2 separate regions of the Homo sapiens genome follow, and region 1 is linked to region 2. A link is an interaction called in ENCODE POLR2A ChIA-PET data of the cell type or tissue named here. Cell type or tissue: IMR-90. All regions are shown on one strand. Each heading gives the region's core, and the rest is flanking DNA. Links, peaks and the distances in the headings are about the cores only.

What was found. ChIA-PET counts read pairs that join two places held together with the same protein. Peaks named below come from ENCODE experiments on the same cell type or tissue, not always from the same donor. Only the 100,000 strongest peaks of a DNase experiment are listed, where the experiment ranks them.
Region 1: POLR2A ChIA-PET joins it to region 2 with 20 read pairs; 2 of 35 experiments call an interaction of 5 or more read pairs at or near these places.

The regions. Positions count from the first base shown.
Region 1 is chr9:129,955,229-129,958,140 of GRCh38, reverse strand. It overlaps FNBP1 (formin binding protein 1), which reads left to right. Exons shown (of 17, transcript NM_015033.3): 6 at 677-781. Among named protein-coding and RNA genes, the nearest start is that of FNBP1, 87 kb to the left of the region's middle. In IMR-90, for the core only: no CTCF peak of the experiment used is centred there; no DNase peak of the experiment used is centred there; H3K27ac peaks cover 60 bases.
Region 2 is chr9:129,159,941-129,162,852 of GRCh38, reverse strand. No RefSeq gene overlaps it. Among named protein-coding and RNA genes, the nearest start is that of IER5L, 17 kb to the left of the region's middle. In IMR-90, for the core only: no CTCF peak of the experiment used is centred there; a DNase peak (open chromatin) is centred at 1,362.

The DNA.
Region 1 (2,912 bases), core at 125-2,624, 800 kb before region 2:
TCTTTATAGATTTTCCAGTTTCAATTTAATTTAAGCTTGAGTCAATCAGAAAGTAAAAAACATGCACATAAAAACACTAATGAAACATCTTTATAGATTTTTCTCATTTAATTTGTTTCTAGAACCATTATCTAAAGTTGAGCCAAAAGAGCTCAAGTTGAGTATTTTTCTAAAAGTCACGTGGAAATAATAAAGATTAGACAGTTTTGATGGAAATAAATGCAGATTTTAAAATAACTTCTAGAAATTATGACATATAAGAAATCAATTCAGAGAAGAGTATTCTTGGGCCAGACACATTGGCTCACGCCTGTAATCCCAGCAATTTGGGAGGCAGAGGCGGGAGGATTGCTTGAGCTCAGAAGCTCAAGACCAGCATGGGCAACATGACAAAACCTAGTCTCTACAAAAAAATGCAAAAATTAGCTGGGCATGGTGGTGCATGCCTGTAGTCACAGCAGCTAGTGAGGCTGAGGTGGGAGGATCACCTGAGCCGGGAAGGTCAAAGCTGCAGTGAGCCAAGATGGCGCCACTGCACTCCAGCCTGGGTGACAAAGTGAGACCCTGACTGAAGAAAAAAAAAAGAAAAAGAACAATGCTCTTTGGGAGCTTTAGATAAAATTACATCTTCTCGTAGGACTCTTATGGTTTCATAATTATTTTCCTCTGATTTTAGAGTAAAAGGCGATTTGAACGCGATTGCAAAGAGGCGGACAGGGCGCAGCAGTACTTTGAGAAAATGGACGCTGACATCAATGTCACAAAAGCGGATGTTGAAAAGGTGAGGTGAAAGCTCAAGTGTGGGCCGGGCACGGTGGCTCACGCCTGTAATCCCAGCACTTTGGGAGGCTGAGGTGAGCGGATCACCTGAGGCCAGGAGTTCGAGACCAGCCTGGCCAAGATGGTGAAACCCCATCTCTACGAAAAACACAAAAATTAGCTGAGTGCAGTGGCAGGCACCTATAATCCCAACTACTAGGGAGGCTGAGGCAGGAGAATCGCTTGAGCCCAGGAGGCGTTGGCTGCAGTGAGCCAAGATCACGCCACTGCACTCCAGCCTGGGTAACAAGAGCGAAACTATCGCCAAAAAAAAAAAAAGACAAAAGAAAGCTCAAGTGTGTCTTTCATTTCCCCTGTGAGTGTTCATCACCGACCACCCATCCCCAAGTTCTCATTTCTAATGTAGCCACAAAAGGCGCTACATGGGGAATCATTTTCATTTTGTGTCAACCATTGTGGGGACCAGAAGCTCAAGTGTGGGGAATCTTCGGTGTTAGAATTTGAGACGTTTTATCTGTTGAGTCACCAGGGTGATAAAGTGGAGACTTAGACTATGAACAGTCTGGGAACAACGTTCCAGAAGGTTGTGGCTCTTAATGGCTTTTCAAAGAGAAAGTCAATTTCTTGAGAGCCGGAGGAGACAGGACAGGGCCATCTGGAAGAGCTTGGCTGCTTATAATGGTTCCTTTAGAGCAATAGTCTCACTGCTTGCCTGACTTCTAATTGATTCCTCCTGGTTGATAACAGTGAGGTTGTAGTTGAAGCCTTGCATATTTCAGTCCTCTCAAAAGCTTTTCTCTAAATGGACTTGTATTGCCAACTAGAAATATTATAAAGTGTATACTGTTTCTCATTGTGGCTCAATATGCGTTTTTTCCCTAGAAGCTGAATTTTATTTTTATTAAAGTCATCAATACAATGTAAACAAAATTAGGCTTTTACATAACAAGGACTCATTCATGATGCCCATGGTTGTTTGGGCATTCATAGCTTCATGCTGTATGTGGGTGAAAGCACTGAGTTTTTATAGATTTGTTGAGCTTTTGACAGATCAGTTAGAGTTGAGTTTAGTTGGGAAATGGTGTGAACTATTATTTGCCAAATTCTGCCAAATTCCTTGCTTAAAGACTAGGTATACGTTAATATTAGTATGCCTTTCTCTAAAATTATTAAATATATTAAAATACATATTCTTGCCAGGTGCTGTGGCACATACCCCTAGACTCAGCTACTTAGGAGACTGAAGCAAGAGGATTGCTTGAGCCCAGGAGTCCAGACTGGGCAACATAACGAGACCCCATCTCAGGAGCAGGGGAGTGTTCTCAATATCTGTATTTGATCTCAAAATGGAGATACTTACTTTACCAAAAGACATTAATTTGCTGCTAAAGTTAAATATTTAAAATGTTATTCAATTAAAATAAGTTAGATTAGCCCAAAGTTTCAAAAGATATTTTATGTTGAATGAGGCAAATCAGTGTATGTATCATTCATATATGTGTGTGTGTGTGTGTGTGTGTGTGTGCGCGCTAAAAGAAGTATATATGTATATATTTTAGAGATACCGAGATATGGTCTCTTTTTATTTTATTTTTTATGTTTATTTATTTATTTTTATTTTTTATTTTATTTTATTTTTTGAGACAGAGTCTCGCTGTATCGCCTAGGCTGGAGTGCAGTGGTGTGATCTTGGCTAACAACAACCTCTGTCTTCAGGGCTCAAGTGATCCTCCTGCCTCAGCCTCCTGAGTAGCTGGGACTACAGGAGCCCACCACACCCTGCTAATGACCCTGTCTCTAAATAAATAATTTTTTTTTTTTTTTTGGTGTGGTGTATGGGCTCATGCCTATAATCCCAGCACTTTGGGAGGCCAAGGTGAGCAGATTGTTTGAGTCCAGGAGTTCAGATCCAGCCTGGGCAACATGGTGAGACCCTTTCTCCATAAAAAATACAGAAAAATTAGTGGAGCATGGTAGCCCATGTCTGTGGTCCCAGCTACTCCGGAGGCCAAGGTGGGAGGATTGCTCGGTCCTGGGAGGCAGAGTTTGCAGTGAGCCACAATCCTGCTGCTGCACTCCAGCCTGGATGACAGAGCCAGACCCCGTCTCAAAAAAAAAAGCACTCAGCCTCT
Region 2 (2,912 bases), core at 233-2,732:
ATCCCCAGGATGGCATCTTCCCAGCTTAGCAGCCCTGGCACAGGGCATCTTCCCACCTGATCTAACAGAGGGCATTGGGGATGATCCTCATTGGCACAGCCAGGTCACAAGCTCATCCCAGAACCAATCACAGTGCACAGGAAAGCAGGGCCCCTGTGATTGGCCAGGTCTGGGCATGTGTCCACCCCTGAGTAGGGGGCTGACCGGCCCCACCTCAACCCTTTCTCGTGGCTTCTCCATTGGGAAGAAGGTTCTGTTGCCAGAGGAGAGGGCGCTGCACAGCCACAGGCCGCCACTGTGCGTCTTGTACACACACCTCTCGTGCTTGGTGTGAAAAAATAAAAAATGTAGATACCAGCTGGAGGAGAGACGCAATGTAGTTCCTCTCTTCCGGCTCATAGTTCCCAGTCTCCCTTCCTCTAAATGCCGGCGAGTCCCAGGGCTCAGGCCTTGGCCCCTTCTCCCTTCCTGCCACCTTCTCCTGGTCCCTTCAACCCACTGACAATTCTCTCCAGCCAGGACCTCCGTGCCGAATGCAAGTCAAGGGTCCCACCATGTTTGGCCTCTACTCTTGGGATACTGACATCTAAGAACTCGTCTGTCTGGGCCTTTCAAACCCCGGAGAGACACCTACAACCTCTGCTTCTCCCCGCCATTGCCCCGTCCCACCATCCAGCAAGTTGTTCAGGCCAAAAACCAGGGCATCGTGACTCCTTTTTTGTTCACAAAGCCAAATCCAGTCCATCAGCAAATCCTCCTTCAGAAGAGATTCACAATCAGGCCAGACACGGCGGCTCACGCCTGTAATTCCAGCACTTCGGGAGGCCAAGACAGGAGGATCACCTGAGGTCAGGAGTTCATGACCAGCCTGGCCAACATGGTGAAACCCCCATCACTACTAATAAATACAAAAATTAGCCAGGCGTGGTTGCGCATGTCTGTAATCTCAGCTCCTCGGGAGGCTGAGGCAGGAGAATCACTTGAATCCAGGAGGCAGAGGCTGCAGTGAGCCGAGATCGCGCCATTGCACTCCAGCCTGGTGACAGACACTCCGTCTCAAAAAAAAAAAAAAAAAAAGAAGAGCTTCACAATCTACCTTAGTACCATTGCTGTTGCTCTCCCAGCCCAGCCACACCACCTCCCTCCTGGACTAGTGCACTAACCTCCCTGCAGATCTCCCTGGTCTTCCTGTGTTCGCGCTTGCCCTCCTACTGGCCGTTCTCCTCCTCTCCACTCCCGTACATGCGAACATGTTGAAGTCGAATCATAGCTCTCCCCATCTCAAACCTTCCCAGTAGTGTAAATGTTTAAAACCAGCTGGTGGGTGGAGCTCACTTGAAGAATTTGCCAATTCCTGTGGTGTAAACACTCCCATTTTGGCCAATTCCTAGCTACCATGTGACATCGCTGAACATGGAGAGGGAGAGGAATGTGCACAGTCAGCTCTCGCAAGCCAGTGTGAGCACACCACTGCCCCCACTCCACTCAGAACAAAACACAGGCCGGGCGCAGCGGCTCATGCCTGTCATCCCAGCACTTTGGGAGGCAAAGGCGGGAGGATCACTTGATCCCAGGAGTTTGAGACCAGCCTGGGCAACATAAGGAGACCCTGTCTCTACCAAAAATAAAAGCCTAGCTGGGTGTGGTGGCGCATGCCTGTAGTCCCAGCTGCTCAGGAGGCTGAGGTGGGAGGATCACTTGGACCTGGGAGGTCAAGGTTGCAGTAAGCCATGATTGCACCACTGCACTCCAGCCTGGGCGACAGAGTGAGACCCTGTCTCAAAAAAAAAAAAAAGAGAGAGAGAGAGAGAAGGAGGGAGGGCAAGTGGGAAGGTAGAAAAGGAAGGAAGGAAAGGAAAGAAGAGAAGGGGAGAGAAGGGGAGGGGAGAGGGAGGGGGAAGAAAGGAAGGAAGCGAGGGAGGGAGAAAAGGAGGGAGAAAGGGAGAGAAAACAGGAAGGGCAAGCAAGGCAAACAGAGTCCTTACTATGGCCTCTGCAAGGCCCTGCTGAGCCAGCCCGCTGCCTCTCCACTCATCCCCACCCCTCCCCATCACTCAATGCCCTGTAGCCTCCTCCTTGCTGTTCCCCAAGTGTCAAAGCTGTTCCCACCTCAGGGCCTTGGTACTTGCTGTTCCCTCTGCCGGGAATGCTCTCTCAGCTCCTTTCAGGGTAATCTCTGTCACGAACTGAGGTCTCTGTTCAAGTGCCACCCTCACTACCCCCTTCAAAATAATATTTCTCTATCACAATTACCCTTGTTTCATAGACTTTATCGCTGCCCAGTATTTTGCTGTATATTTATTTGTCTATCGTCCTCACTAGACGCAAATTTTACAAGGGCAGGAAATTCACCAGTTCACCCCTCTGTCCCCAGCACCTGGAGGGAATGGCGCATGGAAGGAACCCACTTCTGGTCGGGCACAGTGGCTCACTGTGCTTGTAATCCCAGCACTTTGAGAGGCCAAGGCAGGCAGATCATCTGAGGTCAGGAGTTCGAGACCAGCCTGGCCAACATGGTGAAACCTTGTCTCTACTAAAAATATAAAAATTAACTGGGCATGGTGGTGCGTGCCTGTAATCCCAGCTACTTGGGAGGCTAGGGTGGGAGGATCGCTTGAACCCAGAAGGTGGAGGCTTCAGTGAGCCAAGACTGCACCACTGCACTCCAGCCTGGGTGACAGAGCCAGACTCCGTCTCAAAAAAAAAAACAACAAAACACTTCTGTGGGTCAGGCAGGCACTGAGAACATAGCTGTGAATGAGCCCTGGCTCTGTCACTGAAGCAGAGGTTCCAGAGGAAGGCAAGGAGGCCAGCAAAGGGGGCTCGACTGCTCCTTGGGTGCCAAGACAAGCACTGGGACCTTTATCCTGCCAAGGCAGGTGGTATCACTAGTTTTTTTGTTGTTGTTGTTC